Regions from separate parts of the Homo sapiens genome. Here region 2 is linked to region 1. The links are chromatin loops, found by intact Hi-C in ENCODE. Cell type or tissue: MCF 10A. All regions are shown on one strand.

What was found. Hi-C counts contacts between places; a loop is a spot of excess contacts. Peaks named below come from ENCODE experiments on the same cell type or tissue, not always from the same donor. Only the 100,000 strongest peaks of a DNase experiment are listed, where the experiment ranks them.
Region 2: a loop joins it to region 1, with 10 times the contacts of the local background. A loop is called at or near these places in 2 of 110 quality-filtered maps.

Annotation. Positions count from the first base shown.
Region 1 is chr11:12,043,426-12,045,925 of GRCh38, reverse strand. The region is part of intron 1 of LINC02547 (long intergenic non-protein coding RNA 2547); the gene reads right to left. Among named protein-coding and RNA genes, the nearest start is that of LINC02547, 14 kb to the right of the region's middle. In MCF 10A, a CTCF peak has its summit at 1,486 (motif pointing right); DNase peaks (open chromatin) are centred at 1,415 and 1,705.
Region 2 is chr11:11,700,004-11,702,503 of GRCh38, reverse strand. No RefSeq gene overlaps it. Among named protein-coding and RNA genes, the nearest start is that of MIR4299, 45 kb to the right of the region's middle. In MCF 10A, a CTCF peak has its summit at 1,307; a DNase peak (open chromatin) is centred at 1,273.

The sequences.
Region 1 (2,500 bases):
AAAATACACACAGAATTTCAAGCAGCATAGAAAACAAGAATATAAAATATTTCATTAATTTTCCAGCTCTTAGGGAAGTTGATGAATTTTAATTACTGAATTTTATTTTAATTACATTTTAAAATGACAAGATATTGGATATATCTTATTAAATGTATTATTATTAAATTTATTTTTATGGTGTTTCTTTTTACCTTTTTTTTTTTTTTTTTTTTTGAGACAGGGTCTCACTCTGTCCCCTAGGCTGGAGTGCAGTGGCATAATCATGGCTCACTGCAGTCTTGAACTCCTGGGCTCCAGCAATCCTCCACCTCAGCCTCCTGAGTAGCTGGGACTACAGGGCACACCACCATGCCTGGCTAATTTTTATATTTTTTTGTGGAGACAGGGTCTTGTTAAGTTGCCTAGGCTAGTCTTGGACTCCTGACTCCAAATAATCTTCCCACTTCAGCCTCCCAAAGTGCTGGGATTACAGGCATGAGCCACCACACCTGTCCTTCTTATTTTTTATTTTTTTGAGACAGGGTCTCACTCCGTCACCCAGGTTGGAGTGCAGTTGTGTGATCACAGCTCACTGCAGCCTCATCTTCCTGGGCTCAAGTGATCACTACCTTAGCTTCCTGAGTAGCTGAACCTATAGGAGCGTGCCACCACACCTGGCTGATTGTTTTTTATCTTTTGTAACAACGGAATCTCCATATGTTACCTAAGCTAGTCTCCAACTCCCAGACCGAAGCGATCCTCCCATCTCAGCCTCCCAAAGTCCTGGGATTACAGGTGTGCACCATCACGCCCAGCCAGCCTGTGAGTTCTGACAGCAGCTGTGCTGGGTTCATTGTTGTCACTCCAATGTCTAGTGCACAGAGTAGGAGAGGGAGGGGACAGGCACAGGGATGTCTGAGGGCTTCCCACGCACCAGATGCTGTGTTAAGCCTCATCCATCTCGTTTTGTCCTCCCAGGAACCCTGTGCCAGGGATGGTGGCGTGGCAGCAAGGCGGAGAGTAGGAGGGCTCATTTAGGCCCCAGGCTACGGTCAGGGGTGAGGGGACAGGTAGAGTCCTCTCTGCTTTGTAGGCCTCCTGGGTTTCTAGACAAGAGGACACCACCCTCCTGCCACCACTTTGCATACTTCCTGGGTCACCGTCTTCCCAACTGGGGCTCAGCCATGGCCATTGTGAAATTTGTTCTGTCTCCTCTCAGACTCTGCCTCCCACTCCCATATCCAGACACGTTCCTGCTAGTGACAGCCACATGACCCTCCCAATAACCACACGCCCAGCCTGGCAGCCTTCCTGGGCCTCAGGAGTGTGGTAACTTTGGAGAAGGGCTTCTGACTCAGGCAGCTGAGCTTGCTGCCAGGTGGGGACTGGCTCTGGTCTCAGTGTATCTCTGGGCCCCTTCCCAATCCCAAAATGAAAGTCCCTCTTCAGGAGTGTAACCATCCAGGAACCAGCCCTCAGCTCAGCACTGGGTAGTGTCTGCTCATAAAAATGGCCACAAGGTGGCACTGTTCCCACAGCCATTCCCTTCCCCCACGGCAAGACCACGGGTCACACCTGCATCCAACAAAAATATTACAGCTTTTGGAAGAGGTTTTCCCTGGACTGGTTGGTGAATTTCATTCTCAGTCTTCAGCTGCCAAAGGTTGTTTAGACTCGGGAATTCTGCTATAAAAAATGGTCATCTCTGAGTGCACACTTAAAAGTCAAGCAGGTTATGACTCATTGTCAATCCCCCTGCAAAGGAATTCTGTCCTGAGAGGCCTCGTGCACGCCTGACACATACAAGAGGAATGCACACACGTTAAGCAGAAAGCACGTGGGTCTTCCGTGTGCAGACACGAAGGCCGGGAAGAATGGCCCTACAGGTGATCTAGCCGTGTTCTGGTTTTCTTTTTTTGTTTTAGCCTTAGGATTTTTATTTAGGAAAAACAACAAAACAAAACAGAAGCCACTGCCCTGACTATGGAGTAGCCATTCTTTTATTTTCTTACTTTGTTAATAAACTTACTTTCACTTTAAAAGAAAAAGAAAACCAAAAAGACCTCACATAGAAGCCAAATAAGTAAAATGAGGGTAAAATTTGAAAAATATATGGTGGTTCTGGTTGCAGATGTGGGGATAAAAGAATCTCTTCCCAGTGAAGAATTTTCTAGAGCAGAATTTGAAATGTATCCATCTAGTCTCACTGGCTTATTTTATAGGAGAATAAACTGAGACTCAGAGAGGAAAATGACTTGTTCAAGATCACATACTACTTTGGAATGTTTTCATTTTAAATGAAAGTCTCAAAAGGCAGGTATTTTCACTGAGAAACAAAAACAGTTTTTATTTTCTCTGACATATGTCCAGATGCTCTTCAAGTTACGGTGACCCGGGGCACAGGAAGAGTACTGCCTGACACTTCTACACAGCTCTGTTCATTTCAAATGCTTTCAGCATCTGTTGCCCTGTCTGGCCCTCACAATACCCCTTAGAGTTTGGCAGGGCAAATGGATAC
Region 2 (2,500 bases), 340 kb after region 1:
GTTGTACAACCATCAATACTATTTTCAAGAAGTGTTTTATTACTCCAACAGAAACTGTACCAATTAAAAAGTAATTTCCCATGCCCCCATACCCTCATCCCCTGGTAACCTATATTCTACTTTTTCTATGAATTTGCTTATTTTAGATATTTTATATAAGTGGAATTATACAACATTTATTCTTTTGTATCTGGCTTACTTAGCATAATATCTTCAAGGTTTATCTGCGTTATAGCATGTATCAAAACTTCATTCCTTTCAATGACTGAATAATATTCCATTGTATGTGTATACCACATTTCTTTTTTATCTCAGAAAGGGAATTTTTAAAAGGCTATTTAGTAGGTTCTGGAGAAGGAATCCTGGAGCCTATATAGCCAGTGTGGGGCTGTGAGTGGTATGGGGGCTTTGGAATTTCAGCTGCACCCCCTACTGTGCGATCTTGGGTAAATTACTCTAAGCCTCAGTCTCTCATCTGTAAAATAGGGATGAAGAATGTTATGCAGATTATTTATTTATTTGAGACAATTTATGGAAATCACTTAGCATAAATTATGGCACCTGAACTAAAAAAGTGCTTATAAACGTTACCGATTATTATGGCTTGTAAAAATCATTGTTTATGCTCCTACTTTCTAATACAAAATCAGACAAGCAGAATTTTTTTGAAAACATCTCCTGACGAAAAAAATAAAACTAAGTTTTTTTTTGAACGTGTTTTCAATCGATTTTTTTTTCTTGGAGTTGGAACTTCTGAGGAAAGGAAAAAGGTTCTTCACCTGACGAAAGAGTGAAACTACCCAGGCCAGTCTAGCCTTATGCCCTCTTTAGACTGGGGGCAGCCTTAGGGCTTCCCTTTCCAAGTACAAGCCCGCATTCTGGAAACACAGAAAGGCCAGGTGGCTGAAGGCAAGGATTGATTAAAGAGAATAAGATATAGTTCCTTTTGCACACAAAGTCCTGTTGACTCTAACTGGATCCCTGAGGGTCTGGGCCCTTGTAGCGGGAGCCAATTATAGACTGGGAAGGTGTTATGATCCTTTGGAAGTAGATGGACCTGGATTCCAGTCCTGGCTCTGCCATTTACAGGTCAAGGTTCCAGTTTTATAGGGCTGAGAAAGGTGAGCTGTGGTCACTGCAGAGGAGTGGGTAGCACAGAGGAGAGCCACTGTCTGAGGGCACTGTGGACAGAACGGCCTATGTGAAGCCTGGAGCAAAACTGGCATACCAGACTGCAGTGCTATTTCTGGATAATTTGCTCCTCCCTCTGGCTCTGCGTGAATCAGCTCATGCATCCTTTGGTGTGGTCTTTCAGCGTCATCCTCAGCAAGGAAGGAGCAGGACAATTTTTCATTCATTACAGGCTGAGATCCAGTAACTCCGGGTAGAGTCTCAGGCTCAGTAGAGCAACCTTGAAATGTAGTTCTGCCTTCTGATTCTCAAAAATGTTTTATTTATTTGTGAAATTGATTGTTTTTTGGTGTAAACCTTGTTATAACAAAATGATCTTCACCCACAATTCAGATGCCCAACAAATCACACGTGTATGTTGCATTTCGACTTTGCTGTTGCCACTGACCAGCAAGGCTGTGGGGGTGCTGGCAGTACAGTTATAAGGCATTTTCTGAGGCTTATGGTGGGTACTCCTAATGGTTCTTACAGGATTAATTGTAATAGGACTTATAGGGCTGAGTTGTAATAATGACTATAAGAATGATGTTCTCTCATGCCATACAGATCACTTGACTCCATCACTTAATTCATTCTTTTCAAAAACATTTCGTGTCTGTCATGTGAAAGATTAGCCCCTATTTTACAAATGTTGACACTGGAACCCAGATATTGGCTAACAGACTGTCCATTTTGGGCCAGAATCCATATGTTCTGCCTTCTGATCCAGTGGTCTATTTATTTCTCCACTGTGAGCTGGGCAATGCGGGAATTCCAGATTTTTTTGATTTAGTAGTTTGTGATATGGTCCCAGAGAGGCCACTTGTCCTCCCTCCACCAGAAAAGGAGCAAATCTGTTGTCAACCTCTTGCTGTCTCCAAATTTCCAAAGAAGTAACTCAGCCAGAGTAGAAGCTTGAGTCTGGTTTGTTGGCAGTGGAGTGTACAGGTGGCTCCTTGCCTTGTGCCCCAGGGTAGCAGTAAATTGATATTTGCTGGTCTCCAAGCCTCTGGAAGAGACAGAAGAGGAGGGTTGGGAAAGTGACACTTTCTGTAAATAACCACACCTGGTTCTAAGAGCAGAAGGATTGGCATGTCCCTGTAGCCTCATCAATTACCATCAAACTTTTGCAAAGGGAGCCCCAGGGGAGAGAATCTCTTCACACTCTTATGATTATTTATAGACACCTCACCCTGTCCACACTCTGGGGGGGAATATGGTTTGCTTGGCAGCAGCCTCCTTCCAGATGTGTTTATATTCTTACAGGCCCAGTGGAATGCATCCTTCTGCCCCTGCATTACATGGAACAGAGGGGATGGCAGACACTGGG